Regions from separate parts of the Mus musculus genome. Here all the other regions are linked to region 1. The links are chromatin loops, found by intact Hi-C in ENCODE. Cell type or tissue: left cerebral cortex. All regions are shown on one strand. Links, peaks and the distances in the headings refer to the core of each region. The heading gives the core; the rest is flanking DNA. Region 1 overlaps Afdn (afadin, adherens junction formation factor). Region 2 holds the start of Gm24867 (a small nuclear RNA gene). Region 3 has its middle 40 kb from the start of Rnu6.

Region 1 (5,000 bases), core at 1-5,000:
TGAAATTCTAAAAGAACCAATTAAAAAAAAAAGCAAAATCTCTTTTCTGTCTTCGACTCCGTTCTTCTCAAGGGGGTTAAACATTTCATCAGCATTTATTATCAGTGGTAGACATTGGAATCACATGAGACTTACTCCTAGGTCTGTGGTTCAGGAGATCTGGGTTGCACAGTTAAAAGCCTTGTTATGCCCCACCAGCTATATTGTGCTGTGCACTGTAAGGGTGCGTGGTACTTCTGTCCAACAAAGGCACAGCATTGAAGTAATTAATGGCTTATGTGGCCTTACTCTGTGTTCTCAGTGCAGTTCCATCCTCAGAGTCAGTAAGGGGACGTTAGGAGAGCATGTAGGAAAACTTGTAATTAGAACGTGTTGGTAGCTGGGCGTGGTGGTACACGCCTTTAATCCCAGCAGAGGCAGGTGGATTTCTGAGTTCAAGGCCAGCCTGGTCTACAAAGTGAGTTCCAGGACAGCCAGGGCCACACAGAGAAACCCTGTCTCAAAAAACCAAACAACAAAAAAAGAAAGTATTGGAATCAGTGACACTGTACATTCTATTCCAGCAGGAGCTGCTTGGCTTCTGTATCTGGTTAAGTTTCACTGCAACATCAACTCTGGAAAGAAATCCTGAGAAGTTAAACCGTGCTAGCCTTAGTAAGAGAAACTTGTTTGTTTCAAGCATAAGAACATCAGACTTGACAAACGGAGCTCTGTGTCTTCTCTTCCCTCTCACAGATGGCTCTGACTCCAGAGACAAGCCAAAGTTATACCGCCTTCAATTAAGTGTGACTGAAGTTGGGACAGAGAAATTTGATGACAATTCTATCCAGGTACTTGATCATGCCTGCTGTCTAAGCGTTTTAAGGTTGTTCCTCCTATCAGTAATTAGTAAGCACTCATCAAGGAACCAGCTGCAAGGGAATGGATGAAGGTGACAGGCAGCCTTTGTATTTGAATATGCCGCTCATCCTCTCTGACTCACTTCTCTGATTTAGTTTGGAGAGAACGTGACTTGTCTGTATCCAGAAGGGATACACGGAAACATGACTGGTTGTGACATTCTTCTCTGAGTTTTTACTTCTGACTAGAAAGTGAAGGTGCTGATAGCAACTTATAGGTCTGTTTCAGGATAGTGGAGATACAGTGGAAATGTTGCTACCTCTCCCCCTCCCCCCTTTCCCCCTCCCCCTCCCCCCTCTTCCTCTCCCCCTCCCCCTCCCTCTCCCCCTCTTCCTCTCCTCCTCCCCCCTCCCCTCTCCCCCTCTTCCCCTTCTCCCCCTCTCCCTCTCCCTTTTTTCCCCCTCTCCCTCCCCCTCCCCCTTCCCCTCACCCTCCCTCTGTGTGTGTGTGTGTGTGTGTGTGTGTGTGTGTGTGTGTGTGTGTGTGTGTATTCTAGGGTTGGAACTCAGGACCTCATACAAATCGTTAAGGATCATAACTATTGAACTACTTCCCCAGGCCATCATATGATTAGTAAAACAGAGTTACAATGTTCCTGCCTTACAACAGGTTTTTAGATGTTAACAGTGTTCAGCTGTCCTGACATGGTTTTACACTATTAGAGAGAAATCCACTTAAGAAACCAGAGAACCGAGGGCTTCTTAGACTGCATTCGTCATAACAGAACTCTACACATTGAGTGCTTCATGATGGAACTCTTTTCCTTCTCTTCTTAGCTGTTTGGCCCCGGAATTCAGCCCCATCACTGTGATCTCACCAACATGGATGGAGTGGTCACTGTGACACCCAGAAGTATGGATGCAGAGACCTACGTGGATGGTCAGCGCATCTCAGAGACCACAATGCTGCAGAGTGGCATGAGACTGCAGTTTGGCACCTCGCATGTGTTTAAGTTTGTGGACCCCATCCAGGACCACGTTCTTTCCAAGAGATCTGTGGATGGAGGCCTGATGGTCAAGGGCCCAAGACATAAACCTGGGTGAATGTGATAGATCAGCTTAAGGATTTTAGAGTGTTTGGCTGTAAAGTAATTTCAATTAGATGGAAATATCTTTACTTAGAGTTTATTACATTAGTTTAAATTTTCTGTATGTGTGTCTGCGTCTGTTCCTTTTGGAGTTGAGAGGATACCTCACAGGAGTAGGTTCTCCTACTTGTGGGTCCTGTGGATCAAACTCAGGCTGTCAGCCTGCCATTTTCCCCATCCTTAAATTTTCAGTTTTAAAAGATCAAGGTGAAGAAGGGTCTGGAGATAAGGCTTAGTGCTTAAAAACAGTTGCTGATCTTACAGATGATCCCAGTTTGGTTCCCAGCACCTAAATCAGGCAGCTCATAACTGTCTGTAGTGCCAGCCCTAGGGGTCCTGATGTGGGCATTATACACACACATGTTGCACATATATACATGCAGGCTAATCACTCACCTATTTAAAATAATTTTTTTTGAAGATCAGTGCATTTTATGAAATGGGAGTTTATATCACAAATTTGGATTGGTTTTGGAGCAAACACGTAGATTCTGATTTTATCTTGAAATTGGTTTTTAAGTTGATCTCTTTTTGTGTGAACCATCACCCTATGTAACTAATAGTATTTCAAAATCTTTCCTTGATGTATTTTCCTCCTTCATATTCTTCTCCCTGAGAACCATGGTAATGCAAGGGGGAATCTGTTTAGGAATTCAGAGCATTTTAGCTCCACCTAGTGTTTTCCTGAGGTCTTGCAGTGTGGTCTACTAATGAGCATTCTTCTGGAGAAGAGTGACTTTTCCTTTAGTGATAATTTTGAAAACATACACTGTTTAGCTATTTTGCTATCTATTTTATATGTTAATAAAGTATCTTTTGGAAAAATAGGTGCCATGGCTCTTCATGGTATTTAAAACAAACTTCTGAGTCCACAGAAGTGAAACTTTCTGCCAAAGAGTATACAAATAGACCAACCTATATACCTGTATTGGTAGTCTCTGCATGGCCCTGGCCTGAAACTCAACCATGTAGTCCAGGCTGGCCTCAGATTCACAGAGGTCCATCTACTACAGAGACCACTGGCCACCTTCACAGATAGGACACTTTGGAATAGCTTCTCACCTCAAGTTGTTTGTTTGTTTGTTTGTTTATTATTACTTTTTTTGTAATGTATGTACTTGGGTGTGTGTACCACATGTAGGCAGGAATCTAGCCCAAGTCCAGAGTGACTTTATACTGACTTAGATGCCATCATGTTATGACCTTTGGCTATACAAATCACACCTTTCTTAGGATTCAGAACACAATAATAACACATAGGTGCTCGATGGATAATGACTAGATAGGTAAATAATTCATGAATCAGTGTATTATCACACAGCCCTCAAAACCCCAAACTGATGTCTTACAGACAGTTACATGCAGAAAGTGAATGATTAGCCTTTAGTAAAAGCATTTGAACTTCTTAGTAAGAAGCTATTATTCAGAGCATGGTAACTGTTTTACATCACAACAGATTTTATTTTCTTAGACGATTGTAGAGGAATTTCTAATAAAAATGGCTTGAATTTCTACATTATTTCCTTGTTTCAGTCTCTAGATGAAGTTTTGAAATTAAACCATGTAGTTCTTAGATGTTAGAACAATCCAGAAATAGCCATATCTTTGCTTTTGATGGCTTATAGGCACCTTAGGCTCCTTCTCCCCTTAGGTTGGGACCAGGGTGTTGTATTTACTGTGTTTGTTCCAAAGAATATCGTTTTGCTTATCTCACCTTTGTCCATGTTGAAAATGTGATTTTTTTATTATTATTATTTTATTATTATTTTGAGTAAGTGTTTTGCCTGCGCTCATGTATAGCATGTGTGTGCTTGATGCCCACAGAAGTCAGAAGACTGTATTAGATCCCCTGAAGCTGGAGATATAGATGGTTGTGATCTACCACGTGGGTTCTGGGACCCAAACTCAGCAGATGCTCTTAACCTTAGAGCCAGCTCTTTAGTCTCAATATTTTGTTTTTGTTGTTAACATCTGGTTTTAAAAATAGGACCATGAGAGTTTTTTTGATATGCTTCCTAATTAAGAAAAGTTCACATATTTATTGTCACTTTTTAAAGTCTGTGTGCCAAAGTAAATGAATTTATTAATGATATTTGAATATTGAAATACTCATCTGTTCTTGCTGTATTAAGAGTACTACCTTGTCAGTTGAAGTTTAATTTTTATGTTTATTTTTCATCTCCATAGAGCTGTTCAGGAGACAACCTTTGAATTGGGAGGAGATGTCCACAGTGGGACAGCATTGCCGGCAAGCAGGGTAGGTATTTACAGACTCATGACCTGACCATCCCTTGGATTCGATGTTCTAGGACACCCAAGAACAGACACTCCTTTGTAAAGACAACTTCACAGTGGCCTCTCTCTGCTGCAACCCACTCTTTTCTATCTGTTCACACAGTGATGCTTAAATGAAAGGTAGCTAGCTGTTCCTTTTGTCCTGAGGTCAGAATCTAGTACTTTCTCTTTCATTTGGAGTATGTGCTTTGCCTGTGCTCTGTGTGTAACTAACCGCTGTGGCCATCATGCTGAGGATAATGGACTTTTGCTACTTTATTCACTGGGTACAAGTCCTAGATCTCAGCTGGGTACTCACCTCCGACAGTCATTCTTTGCTCTTGTATAGACAAGTCATTTCTCTCTTCATTTTGGTGATCTATTCCTGGATTACACTCACTGCAAAACTTGTTGAGCTTAAACAGCAATCCCTTCATTTACTGACAAGTTGGCTTGAGTTTCCTAGGGCAGTTGGTTTACTAGTCATGTTCCTGGTTCCTCTTGTGAGTGCAGTGAGCTAGCAGGTGAATCAGAGGTCACACTGTGGGACTACCCACCCTGCCTCTCTGTAGGACCTTGAATTCACAGCTGTTTTCATGGGTTAGGCTCAGGGCTGGTGTAGCGCTGTTTTCTCTGCCTTTTATTGAAAGCAAATCAGAGCCAGATTTAGAGGGAAGAGGTCTCCTTGAACTGTGTTCTTGTTTTGTTGATTTTTTTTTTTTGATACCATAATGCAACT
Region 2 (6,769 bases), core at 866-5,865, 150 kb before region 1:
TTTTGTGCAGTCATGGTGACCTGAGCATGCCACCCAGCGTATAGGAAGAGAACCCATGCCATAAAGTTGCCATCTGACCTCCACATGGATAGCAGGGCACACACACCGGCCTCACACACACCAGTGTAAGTGAGGGTGCGTGTGTGTGTGTGTGTGTGTGTGTGTGTGTGTGTGTGCATGTGTGTAGGTATGTGCAAGTGCAGGAGGTGCTAGAGGTCAACCTTGGCTGTGCACCTTCGAGTTCTGTGTACTTTGTTTTTTGAGACGAGGTTTCTCGTTGACCTGAAGTTGACAGAGTTTTAAGTCTTGGACTGGCCAGCAACAAGTTCAGAGGTCCCCCTGTCCCTTGCCTTCCCAGGGCTGAGATTAGATGTGAGCATCCCTATGCCAGGCTCTCTTTTGGGGTCTCAGGGGTGGCAGCAGGGGTGGGGTTGAACTCAGGTTCCCATGTTTGCTATTACTCTTCAGCCCTTGTCTTAGTTAGGGTTTTACTGCTGTGAACAGACACATGTTGTACATACGACAAGGCAACTCTTATAAGGACAACATTTAACTGTGTCTGGCTTACAGGTTCAGTCTATTATCATAAAGGCAGGAGGAGCATGGAAGCATCCAAGAAGGCATGCAGGAAGGAGCTGAGAGTTCTTTATCTTCATCTGAAGGCTGCTAAGACTTGCTTCCAGGCAGCTAGGGCAAGTGACACACCTAATCCAACTAGGCCACACCTCCTAATAGTGCCACTCCCTGGGCCAAGCATATACAAACCATCACAGCCCTTCAGATATCCTTTCAGCCCACACTTGGCTTTTAAATACAATCTTCTCCAAGCTAGAACTCATCACTCTGTTGTACATGTTACTTCCTACAATGAATGAGGTATGCACATACATGAACGATGCACATGAACATAGGAATGAGGCATGTTCATGCTGTTGTCATGTGTACAAAGTCTCTAGGGATTCTTTGATCAGAACTGTGAGCTTCTGAAAGAAGAAATAGTCCATGATCTTGAACATAGCCTATGAAGGGCCTCACTGGGTCTGACACTGCAACCCCTCACGCCACCCTCCCCTCCAGAAAAATACCATGCACCTGTTCCTCCAAGGAGGTGTCTATGTGAGGCACAATCTTCACCTCTGAGTGAGGGGTCTCTGTGGGCCCATAGTCCTCTGGGATGTTGGCATGGACATGCACATCCATATACAGTGGGTAGAAGGGCTTGTGTTGACCTCATCTTCTTGACAACGATAGTGAGCCCACATTCCCTGGAGACTCAAAACTGTCAGAAGCCCCCATTGCATACCTGGCACTTGGCTGCATTGAAGCCTTCCTCCCTCCACAGAGTAGGAGAGATGCTGCTTGGCCAGGCATCTCACTGCCCCTCCTGAGTAAACCTGTACAGTTTACCTGTAGAGAAAGGTAGCTCAGGTTCTTCGGGCACCTTGAAGCATTGCTCACAACAGTGGCTTACTTCACTGACACATTCACACGTTACCAGGTGGTACTCACAGTCTACGGCCGTAGGACATTGTATGTGAAGGAGCCACATAGAGGTTTTGGGTCTCAACATGATATAATCTAGACGAATAAGGAAGACAAGAACAACGGTTCTTAAAGGGGAGAGGAACGAAGCAGGTCTGGCCACACCTTCTCCATGACACCTGTCTTCTGGTGCTGGGAGACACCTGCCATGTACTCTTTAGGAGGAGGAGTGTATGGCAGTGGGATTTATAGTTTTCAGTGGCTCCCACCCTCCTGCTCACCCCAGCTTCCTGTGTGGTTGTCTCCCAGCTGCCACTGTTTCCTAGCCACAGAATAATCCAGACATTTAGCTGAGTGTTGTGGTTTGCATCAGAATTTTCCCATAGGCTCATGTTTGAACACTTGGTCCCCAGCCTGTGGTGCTGCCTGGTGAGGTTGTGGAACCCCCTAGGTGGTGGAGCCTCACTGGAGAGAGTGGGTCACTGGGCACAGGCCTTGAAGTTTAACAGTCCAGCCCAGACTCTCTTTGCTGCCAAATGACAGTTAAAATGTGACCTCTGCCTCTGCCTACTACCTTTTCCACCGTGGTGGTTTGTGACTCCTCTAACTGTGAGCCCAAAGTAAATCTTTCTTTCCTAAGTCGCTTTGTTGGGTGTTTTCTCGCAGAAAGAAGAAAGGAAACTAAGGCATCATGCTTCCTTCCCCTCCATCCAAGCTCTGATCTTGAGGCCAGAATCCAGGGCTGCTCACTTTGGGAGAATATATACTAAAATTGGAACAGTACAGAGAAGATTAACATGGCCCCTGTATAAGGAAGACTTGCAAACTCCTGAAGTGCCCCATAAAAACAAACAAACAAACAAGCAAACAGAATCCAGTGTTAGAAACCCTATCCAGAGAGAGGATCACCCCGATCTTCACTCGTGCCTCACGACACCTCATTTCTCTCAAGTTGACCTCCATCCGTGGGAAGCTCCCAAAAGCCTCAGAAAGAGAAAAAGGGCATTGTCTCAGACGATGTGATCTTCATCTGGGGGACAGGACTAGCCTGTGACAGGCATGGCCTCTGTACAGTGTGAGGTCTCTGCTCTTCCCCTTCAAATCCAAGGCTGTGCTCAGCCCAAGTCCACAGGGTTGCCGCTCGCTAGCAAGGCTAGAGGTCAAGATACAAAGACCCATGTCACAAGCCAGTTCTCCAGGGAGCAATAAGCTGTCACTCACTAGATACCAAAGCATAATAAACAGGGGCTAAAGGCAGGGCAGCCTTATTCAGCTCAGGGCTCTGCGCCCAGAAATGGTACCCTGGCCATAGTCTCATAGGGGACACTAGCACTCCCAACAAACCCACAGTCCCCAGGGGTTGTGTCTGCACTTAAGCTTCTGCTGTGGGTCTGCCATGGCTCAGTCTCCAGCAAGACAGTCTTTCCATGGCCTGTCGATGTAGGCTGCTTTTTTTTAAAACTCTAATAGTTTCTAATATTTATTTATTTATTTATTTATTAATTATATACACTGTAGCTGTCTTCAGACACTCCAGAAGAGGGCATCAGATCTCATTACGGGTGGTTGTGAGCCACCATGTGGTTGCTGGGATTTGAACTGAGGACCTTTGAGAGAGCAGTCAGCGCTCCTAACTGCTGAGCCATCTCACCAGCCCCTCAGCTGCTTATTGTATGGGTGTGACCACCAGCTGCTGTCAGGACATGGGAACAATTTTTCAAACTTCTCTCTTGGATCACTTACCATTCACCAGATTTCTGGGTCAGTTGTGAATAAGCAACTTTAAATAGAAAATAGCTTCGTGTGTGTGTGTGTGTGTGTGTGTGTGTGTGTGTGTGTGTGTGTGTGTTAGAGGAAAAGTATTGTCCCAGGTTTAAATGAGCTATTTTGACATCTTACCCGGCAGAGAACAGAGCTGTGGCTCTTGGTCCCCCACCCTTCCCCCTTCCCCACCCATGCTGCTTTAGGTGAAGATGGTTTGTCAGCCTTCCTTCTACCCTGAACTACAGGATGGTGTGGGTGCCGCCCATAGAAGGAGCGAAGTATAATTTTGCAGGCTCCCACCTGTAGGGGCCAGGGAACAGACTTAAAGACTCAAAATAGACTGCAGTTTGCAGCATCACAGTGCACTGGCTGAAGCTGCTGTGTGCATGTGGCCCAGCTCTAGGCTTAGAGAGAGCACCAGATCTGAAGGGAGAGTCTTTGACTGAATGTTCCCACCAACACCCACTGGCCAAAGCTCAGACCTAAACAGCACTCACCATGCTGGTCTGTTATCATCCCATAGGGTTCATTCGCACACCTTTTATAAGAATAACGTTGGGTCATCCATTCCAGATTCAAAGCTTAGTTATAAGGAGAGAAGAGCCAATCCACCTGAATGTTTTGCCTCGCCTATAACTCTGTTTTGTTTTCTAAACCTCATTTGATCTTTGAGGAGGCCTTCAGTCACCAAACTCCCTATAGCCCTATTTAATTCTATCTCAGTATTTGTGGTACCAGGGATTGAGCCTGGAACTTTATGTATGCTAAGCATGCGCCAAGCATGTGTTCTGTACTGAACCACACCCCTCCACACACACACACACACACACACACACACACACACACACACACACACCCTTTAACTTTTTTATTCTGAGACAGGGTCTCACTAAGTTACCCAAGATGGCTGTGAACTTGACTGTACTCTTGTATCGGCTTCCCAAGTAGCTGGATGTCAGAGCCTTTCCACCAAACCCAGATAAATCCATTTTGAAATACCAAGCATACTGAATCTCAGACGTTGTGGGCAGAATGACTCCAGAGTCTATTTGCAGAGACAAGTGTGAAGGAAGAGAGGAAGTGTAATGTTAACGCAGCAAAAAACAAAACAAAACAAAAAAAAACCTGGATTCAGGCCTCAGGTGACCTAGACTCCAGGATGAGGAGCAGCATCAGACCTGGAAGCTCCTGCTGCTGTCCTGTGACAGAGAATGGGAAGTGCCACCAAAGCCCCCCAGAGAAACCCCCAGAGCTGCTGTTCCTAGTCTGATGCAGCCTGTCTCAAGAATACTGCCAAGCACAGCTTTACAAGTTAGTATGAACTGAGGCTTCAGACCATGATTTAAAGTGGTAGATACAGAAGAATAGGGGAGGGGAGGGGAGGGGAGGAGAGAAAGAAGGGAAAGGGAGAGAAACTGAGGGGGGGAGATGGAGGAGGGATGTTAGAAGAGGGAGAAAGGGAAGCGGGAGGAGAGGACAAAGGGAAGAGGCTAAAGTTGGGAAAGGAAAGGAACAAAGAGGGTGTGAGCCACCAGAAACAACGGTCCTCATTTCACAATAAGAGTACTGGCAACCGGGCTGTTTGATTTTTCAACCTTGCAAAGAGAGGCATCACCATGAAAGACTGGTACAACAGTTTGGTACAAAACAGTGCTTCCCGTGTTCCTAACTGTATTTCCCCCTGCCCCTGAGTTCTTCATTGCCTGAACATTTCCGAGAGGGACGAGAAACTGGGCAGACTGCACCTCCTATAGATTTCCACGTTGAGAATGTGAATGAAGCCTAGTTTGCTATGTATTCAGAGACTGGAGACTCCCTCCCTTTCTGACACATGGACTCAACTGTACAGCAGACTTCGAGTAACTTTTCAGCCTAGGATGAACTGAGGGCAGCAGGACAGGCAGATACCAGCCGTCGGCTGGGGAGACAGTCGTCCAGTGTCTCCTTCATATTTGTGATTCTGATAACCAACAATGTGCCTCCTTTTGAGAGTGGACCATAATGATTTGTTTAAAAATACAAACACAGTGCTAACCCAGCAGGCAGGCAGGTCGAGGGGAGATAAGATGTCTTAGGATGATGAAAACATATAGGCATAGCATAAAACCAAGCCCTGGGTTTAACCCCAGCGGTAGTCACTGCCTCAAGGCAACAAAACACTATACAGAGAAACAAGGGACAGAAAGTCCTGAAATTGCATGCCTTGCCTCATGCTGTTCACCTATCAGAGCAAAAGAAATGGCTCTGTCAATTAAATACAAATTATCAATTATATATAAATACATAACTACTTCCTCCAAAGTCTCCTTAACTTCAGTCATGAGTCTGTCTGTCTCTCTCTCTCAAGATTTTGTATATGAGTACACTGTCTCTCTCTTAAGACACACCAGAAGAGGGCATTGGATCCCATTACAGATGGTTGTGAGCCACCGTGTGGTTGCTGGGAATCAAACTCAGGACCTCTGGAAGAGCAGTCAGTGCTCTTAACTGCTGAGCCATCTCTCCCGTCTATCCTTTTTTCTTTTTTTTTTTTTTTTTTTTTTTTTTTTTCTTGTTTTGTTTTGTTTTGTTTTGTTTTTTTTTTTTTTTTTTTTTTTTTTTTTTTTCATTTTTTTTTATTAGGTATTTAGCTCATTTCCATTTCCAATGCTATACCAAAAGTCCCCCTTACCCACCCACCCCCACTCCCCTACCCACCCACTCCCCCCCTTTGGCCCTGGCGTTCCCCTGTACCGGGGCACACAAAGTCTGCGTGTCCAATGGGCCTCTCTTTCCAGTGATGGCCGACTAGGCCATCTTTTGATACATATGCAGCTAGAGTCAAGAGCTCAGGGGTACTGGTTAGTTCATAATGTTGTTCCAAGTGTAAATTATCTCATTTTAATTGGTTAGAAGAAATAATACTTTTTAGAGTGTCCACACTACCCAGTGCAATACCACCACTATATTCAATGCATTTTCTATCAAATTTCAAATAATATTTTTATGGATATAATAAAGTCCTAAAATTCATAGGGAAACTTTAAAAAAAAAAGAAAAAAAACTCAATAGTAAAGCGCTCTTAACCCAAAAAAGTAAAATTGGATAGCACTATTGGACTAAGGATATATTACAAAATTATAATAATTCAAATAGTTTGATAGTGACGTTAAGACAGACAGCTCAAACAATAAAACAGAACAGAATCCCACATAAACTAAATACACAGGGTCATTAGCTTTTTTTAAAAAAATTACCCTTTTCCCATCTTCAGTTGTCGATAGATAGATAGATAGATAGATAGATAGATAGATAGATAGATGGATAGATGTATCCATTCTCCTTTCTCTCCCTTGAGAAAAGTCAAGGAAGAAAGGGTGGGAAAGTCAGAGTGAGGAATCAGGGCTTCAGAGAAGACCCCCCCCCCCCCAGCTTAGCAGACATCACGAAGAACTGCATTGTGGGAAAGTGTCCACAGCTGCTAGCAACCACAGTCTCCTTGGCAGGGGTGGAGAGCTGTGAGCAGAGAACAGAGGCAGACCCA
Region 3 (6,769 bases), core at 1,089-6,088, 360 kb before region 1:
ACAAAAGAGTTGTTTTTTTCTAAATAGCTCTCAAACTTCAAAAGTCATAACAGGTACAGTTAATTAGTCAATTTGGCTGCACAGATTTTTTTGGAGCATTTAATACAAAAGGAAAAATGGCATGTATCAGTCAAGAGGAAAAAACAATCAAGTGGAAAAAGAAATAGTTGTGACTTTTCAAGATAGAAAAGTGACCTTCCCAGTACCTACGACCAAAAATAGCCAAGAGGGAAGAAAGTGCCTCCATGACTCCATAGAAACTTAACAGGGAGTAAGAATGCGTTTTTTACACAAACAGCACCAGCTCATAAACACCCAGAAATGTCTGGGTAAACGCACACTGCTCAGATGTCAATTAAAATACACAGATGTTTTTTTTAATCAGACAGATGGGCGAAGTCAATGGTTGTACCACCCAGTGAGCCATGTGCACCAATTTGCACTCTGCTGGAGAACTGTGGGCGGGTGCACACACAGGCAAGCAATCCGTACCACTTACATATTGCACATACATGCCCTCTTTGACTTAAAAAGGTCATCCCACGAGCTGCCCCAATCCCTTGTAAGCTGCAGCACTTGGGAGAGTGGACCCTGAACTTTGATTGCGCAGCACAATGGAGCTTGCCTTGCACCTGAGTGCAGGTGAGCTGGCCCTGAGGACACAAGAGCAGGAGAGCTGCCCCTGATTCCTGCTGATGGTACCATTGGGTGGCCTAACCAGAGCAATGCTGGAGAGCTTGCCCTGGTGGTGTAGGTAAGCGAGAACCTGTGGCTGACCGGCTCAGCTACTACCCAGGCCAGGATCCAGGGCTCTGAGTTGGCCCACCCCCAAATCTATACTACCCGTGAATGGTTGAGACTTGTGAAAGGGACAGTCCTGCTGTTCCAAAGCTGCAGGATCTCCATGACACAGGACAACAACAGGATAAAATGGAAGGAGGTGTCACAGAAGCCAGAGTTTTGGAAGCAGACCAATGACTCATTGCAATGAAAATTTGCCAGTGACGACGTGTGGACAGAGGGGTATAATGTGGGATGTGCTGTGACACCCTACAGCTTCCATGATGAGATGTTTCCTATGCGTTTTTGTTTTGTTTTCTTTTGTTTGCTTGCTTACGTGTTTTGTGGGGAAAGTTGTAAGGGCCAAGGGCAGATATGAAGAAATGGGGAGATGAGTGGGACCGGGGTGCATGATATAAAACTCACAAAGAATCAATAAAAAGTTTAAAAAAAGAAAAGCAGCTGTTCCCACTGCCCCACCTTAAATATATTCCTGTTTCACTCCCTCAAAATGATGTGCACACAATGCCTTTTCTTTGTAACAGGATTTTTCATAGCAAAGACTGGGAAGTATCTACAAAGTATCTACATGTCTATCAGTCCTCAACTGATAGACAGGCTTTACTAAATCTGATATAACCCGCTTTACCTCTTGCTTCTAGTCCTCACTGTTCCCAGCAGGCCTTGCTCTGTCTCCGGCTTGCCCTACAGGTGCTGGCTACAGACTCTTACCCGCACGAGAAGTCATATTTATTTCCTACTTAGAGTGTTCTAATTACAAAACGCTATGCACTTTTATCAAATGGCTTTTCTGCAGTCCCACAGAGAATCTGGGGACTTCTCATCATGAATGTGATAAATTGGTGAAATTTCTCACACCTTGATATTGCTCAGAAGCACAGTACTCTTCCCCATGTTATGTTTTTATTCATTTTCATTAGTTTTAAAATTCGTGGATCCACTTACAAATAGACGTTTGTCCACCGGTTGAGTTGATTTATTCATTTTCCCTCCTATACCACATAGAATGTAGCCGAGACAATCAAGATGTGAGTTTAATTTGCACTGGCGTCAGGTTGGCAGGCTCCGCTCAGTCTATCACACTGTCAGGAAAATGGGAAAAAAAATATGCATGGCTTTCCCACAGCCGGTCAGTGTTAGTAGGAAGTAAGTGCCATCTCGTCAGATGAAGAACAGGATTATCCTGAATAACTCTGGATTTCTGGCAAAGGTGTATATTTTTATTCAAGATTTATTTAGCTTCGTGTACCACCCCCATCCTTGATAGGTAATGTAGTTATTTAGAAATGCAAGGGGTGAAGCAAATATCTCATGTCTCTTTGGCTCCCAGGCCCCTGCTGCGTGTTGGACACACAAGGATGAACGTGCTTCAAAGAATCTAACAAAGGGAATGTTTGGATCAGTAATAACTCCTGAGTAAGATGGCAGCCTGGCTCAGTAGGAATGTGGCCTGTGAAGTGACTGCCTGGCTCACTGAGGGCAAGTGTAGCTGTGAGACTATGAGGGTTAAGTTCAGGAGCTCGCTCTGATCAGTGTAAGGTGATAGAGGCCACTAGCAACCTAAGATGGCGCTGGATGCCCAGTTTAAGGTCAGCAGAAATACAGTTGAACTAAACTAAAGATGGAAAAGAATGAAAGATGGAGACAATGAGAAACTGTAAATACATCTGGTGGAGGCAGAACGTGTAGAGGAGGGTGGAAACAGGAGGAGGTGCTAGAGAGATGGGGTGCAAAAGAGGGGGCCAAAGCTCTGGCTTGGTGTGACCCCCCCTTCCTTAGCCAAGCAGGTGATGTGGTCATTTGCTGGACAGGGCTGGGCAGGGCCTTGGCAGTGAGCATGAAGGGAGGAGGGTGAGAGGCTGAGCGACTCTAGTGAAGCACACGGGGGTGGGGGTGGGGGATGTCATGCTTTCCCAAGGTCTTTGGTGGCATAAGGGTGTTTTCATGGGCAGTGGAGTAGGCTCTACTGTTTTTAAAATTCAAGAGTTTGAGTGGTAGAAAGTAGAGACGGCAACTTGGAAGGGAGGGGATGGGCTGAAGTCCAGGCTTCATCATGCAGGGCCATAGGAAGTGGGCCATGGTCAATGCCCTCTCCTTCCTGGGTCCTCCCCTTCCTTCTCAAATCATCCCCGATATAGACAATGGCGGGTCTATACCCTCTTTCAAAGTTACTTGCAAAGGCTGGGAGATAACTGGACCTTATCCCACAGGACAGAGGGCCTTTCAAAGACAGGTTGATAAAACCCCAGGAAGAGGCCAGCGATCACATCTTGGCCTTGTCTTGGTTTGATCACACCCAAGAACTGATTTTGCCTCTAAAGCTTGTACTTTGTAACATTGTTAAAGGCTCTGAAAACTTTGTTATTTTGTTTTTGGAAACGGAAATTCATGCTTAGCAGTCTGGTGTGGCTTCCTCTGAAGGAGATGGTTGTGAGGGCAGGGACCCTGTGACCTTTTAACTGTGAAAGACCAGTTGCTTTGAGGGTCCAGTTCCGGATCAAAAAACCTCACCAAGGGGGACAAAGAAACATGAAGACAGCTCCAGGAGCCTGCTTTGGCCACAATGACTGCTGTATGGACCACCGGGAAGTAGCTGGATGTTGGTAACTGGAATGACCACAAGATGGCGCTACAACATGTCATTGCAAATGTATGTTTCCTTGAGAAGCATGGAGAGATAGAAGATGCTGCACTGCGGTCATAGGAGAAACAGGCATGTCCTTTGGGACTCCCGGCCATCACCTAATTTACTTACTAAGCTCCAGTGTTTAGACAGAGCTTCCTTACTTGCCTGGCTGGTCAGCAGGGCATAGCTTCTAGTGACAGAGGCTGACTGTCTCACTTGCTGGAAAGCCCTCTCTGATGAGCATTGTGGAGGCGCTACAGTGTTGGTGGACAGAGGTACAGACACGGTGCTATGGAAGTCTAGAGGACACCAGTTAGGGCTGCTTTTTAACTCTCTCCTCACCAAAGTATTCCTCCTTTGCACTTAATAGACAAAGGATTTTGTTTAATGCATCATTGAGAAAACAGAATAAGACAAAACACAATAAAAGGCCAAGCAGATAAACAGGACAGAAAGACTGGCTGCTCAAACAAGAACTCTGTGGCCACGCTAGCAGCTGGACAGTGTCCAGAGGAGACCATCCCTGAGGCACACTGTTCTCCCTGCTCCTTAGAGGCAGGGCAAGAGATTAAACAGCAACAGATAAAATTAATTATAAAGAAACAGTTTATGTAACCGGATATATCAGAACATGGCCATTTTGATACGTTAGGAATGGCAGGCCACAGTTACATTTAATTCTGAAGCTTTATAAATCTAGCATGAACCTCATTTACACTCTGCTTCAGTTCATCAGCTTCAACTGGTAGTCCCCCACACGGCTGCCTCAATGAATGGCTCAGCGTTGGTGTCAAGGGCCTACCTAGGTTGGCTTGGTATAAAGTGTTTTGTACCCACGGTCAGTGTCAGCAGGTAAGAGGGCACCTGTCCTCCTATGGGCATGCTCAGAACACTCTACCTACTTGAGTTTGGCAGTACCCAAGACAGAGCCTATTTCCCCAAACTCTGCCTGGACCTGAAAACTAGATTTTGCACTATTTGCTATTAATGAAGCTAGTTATAGGTCATATTTATATTCCTGGATCAACTCCCAATGTCTAATAATGGGGAGAAAGAGATAACTAAGAGACGAAGGGTCAGGAAACCCACTGTTCACTGGCACGTCAGTAGTCTGCTGCAGGGCTCAAGCTACCACTTTGGCCAAGTGACTGGGGGTGACTGCTCCCCATTTTGAGTTTGTTTTCTGGCCCTTCCTCATTGACTTTGGTCAACTGAATAGGGTGGAGGTGAGGGGTGGCCGTGACATTGGGTCTTAGGGACACTTGTAGTTCCACTCATGGCTTGCAAACTTTGTATCCAGTCCGGCTTGACAGCTTTTACCTGGGGCTAAGACCAGGGGGTTTTGGACTCCACAGCAGCCTGGCAACTTTCTCTCAAAAAAAATTAAAATGAACTGATTTCCATCAATATTAGGACAAAGCAACTGCAGTAACCGCTGATAGTACTACAGACCCAGGGAACAAGGTCACACCCTTGCAGCCTCAGGCAGCCCCCCCCCCCCCAATCCAGAGTCACAGTACATGCTCATGATCTGATGCCAGCAAGTCTCTGGTGGCTTCTCTGAAGCGCAGTTTCAGCCATATACTTAGAAAGCACAACCATGTGGAGATTGAAGAGGCCAACTCTGACTGAGAGAGAAATCCCCTAAGACAAGGGAAGACAGTCTTCACAGAGAATGGAGGACATCTATGGGAGACACACATTTATGCAAGCAGGACCATTCCCTCTCCCTAGGCAGGAGACAAAAGAAGCTGTTGGGTCCCCTGATAAGGGAAGAAGCTCGCAGAGGTAGGAGATTCGAGCCCACATGGAAGTCCCAGTTGCCACACTAAATTTAGAAGCAGTGATTATAGAGACTTCGAGGGAAAGAATAGGAATGTGAGAATTTCACACTCAGTCAAACTATTGTTGGACTTGAGCGGAGAAGAAAACTGTCTGACCACCCACACACAGAGTGATTATTCAGTAAAGCATATCGCCCACCCAAAAGTAAAACACTCAGAGATGGAGAGTCCAGCTCCAAATTCCAGTCTTTTCCTAACTCTTCCCTTAAAAAAAAAAGTTCCAAGTCAAATTAGTCTCCCACGATGGTTATAAACAGGGTGTATTGGTCCAGTGAGTCTGGGAACACGCACGTTTCCTTAGCAGTGACTAACATGATGGCACACCCATTTCCCCCAGTGCCTGCCAACTATTCACCCCCCCCCCCAGTTCTCTCCTAGGCTCCCCGTCTCAGTAGAGGACCTCCCACTGCCACCAAGCCAGAGGAGAGGAAAGTCATGAAGGTTGACTGGCTGCTGCTGGTCCTGAGTCAGAGCTCTGTGTCACCCTGCGTCGCACGCAGATGTCTGATAGGATGGATATGATGCAGAACATCCTGGGTATTTTGGAGCCACGCCCACACGTGCCTACTGGGGCACTGCCCATGGAAGAAGGAACCACAAGTAGCTACTAACCAAGCTCCAGGGTATCCCTGCTGTCCCCGGTCCTGGGAATGAGGCAGTGTCCACTCTCGGTCTGATTGCTGTGTGTTAGCAGCTGTCTGTGAGTCCCAGAAATAAATATGTAATATTGAGCTGCCAGTCTAGACTTAAAGATCCAAATAAGCTCAATTCAGAAGCATGAGAGATGAATGGAAGCCTGGGCATGGCCACTTACTACTTATAGATAGAAGTGCTCACTAACAGCTCCAAAGCTCATGAATAAACTCCAGTGAGAGGGCTGGAGAGATGGCTCAGTGGTTATGGGCACTGGCTGTTCTTCCCAAGGTCCTAAGTTCAATTCCCAGCAACCACAGGGTGGCTCACAATCATCTATAAAGTATCTGGTGCCTCCTTCTGGCATGCAGAAGTACATACAGATAGAATACTCACATAAAATAAATAACTATTCAAAACAAAACAAAAAACCACCAACGAGAAAGAAAAGAGATAAAGCCACAGCTTCATCAAGCTCCCTTCTCATCTCTGCCAGAGAGAAAAGAAGCCAGGAAAGAGGACTCTGGAAACTCCACAAGCCAACCTGACCTAGTGGACATTAGCAGCCTGCTAAGTCCATGGTACAGACTGCAATGATTTCCAGATGCTCATGGAACATGGATCAAAACAGGCCATACTTTGGACTTTAAATCAAGTCTACACAGTGACCAGAACCAAGATCACACACAGGGTGCTTCCTCCAACTGGAGGCATACCCACCCTGTGGTAGAGCAATTCCCTAGAATGCACAAAGCCATGGATTAGATCTTGACACCAAACGCACACATGGGAACTAAATTTGCAATCTGTAATGGAACTCTGAATAACCTCCAATTACTTGGAAACTAAATGACACTCCTTTCTG

Evidence for each region. Hi-C counts contacts between places; a loop is a spot of excess contacts. Peaks named below come from ENCODE experiments on the same cell type or tissue, not always from the same donor. Only the 100,000 strongest peaks of a DNase experiment are listed, where the experiment ranks them.
Region 2: it touches region 1 in a loop (4-fold over the local background); 9 of 42 quality-filtered maps call a loop at or near these places.
Region 3: it touches region 1 in a loop (13-fold over the local background); 20 of 42 quality-filtered maps call a loop at or near these places.

The regions. Positions count from the first base shown.
Region 1 is chr17:13,828,194-13,833,193 of GRCm38, forward strand. Afdn (afadin, adherens junction formation factor) reads left to right here. Exons shown (of 33, transcript NM_010806.1): 10 at 736-830; 11 at 1,677-1,939; 12 at 4,175-4,244. Among named protein-coding and RNA genes, the nearest start is that of Tcte2, 69 kb to the left of the region's middle. In left cerebral cortex, for the core only: a CTCF peak has its summit at 2,668 (motif pointing left); a DNase peak (open chromatin) is centred at 2,661.
Region 2 is chr17:13,673,152-13,679,920 of GRCm38, forward strand. Gm24867 (a small nuclear RNA gene) reads left to right here and starts at 2,227; the gene lies at 2,227-2,331. In left cerebral cortex, for the core only: a CTCF peak has its summit at 2,969; DNase peaks (open chromatin) are centred at 3,252, 3,527, 4,300 and 4,486; H3K27ac peaks cover 657 bases.
Region 3 is chr17:13,469,197-13,475,965 of GRCm38, forward strand. No RefSeq gene overlaps it. Among named protein-coding and RNA genes, the nearest start is that of Rnu6, 40 kb to the left of the region's middle. In left cerebral cortex, for the core only: a CTCF peak has its summit at 3,414 (motif pointing right); DNase peaks (open chromatin) are centred at 3,442, 5,312, 5,756 and 6,081; H3K27ac peaks cover 808 bases.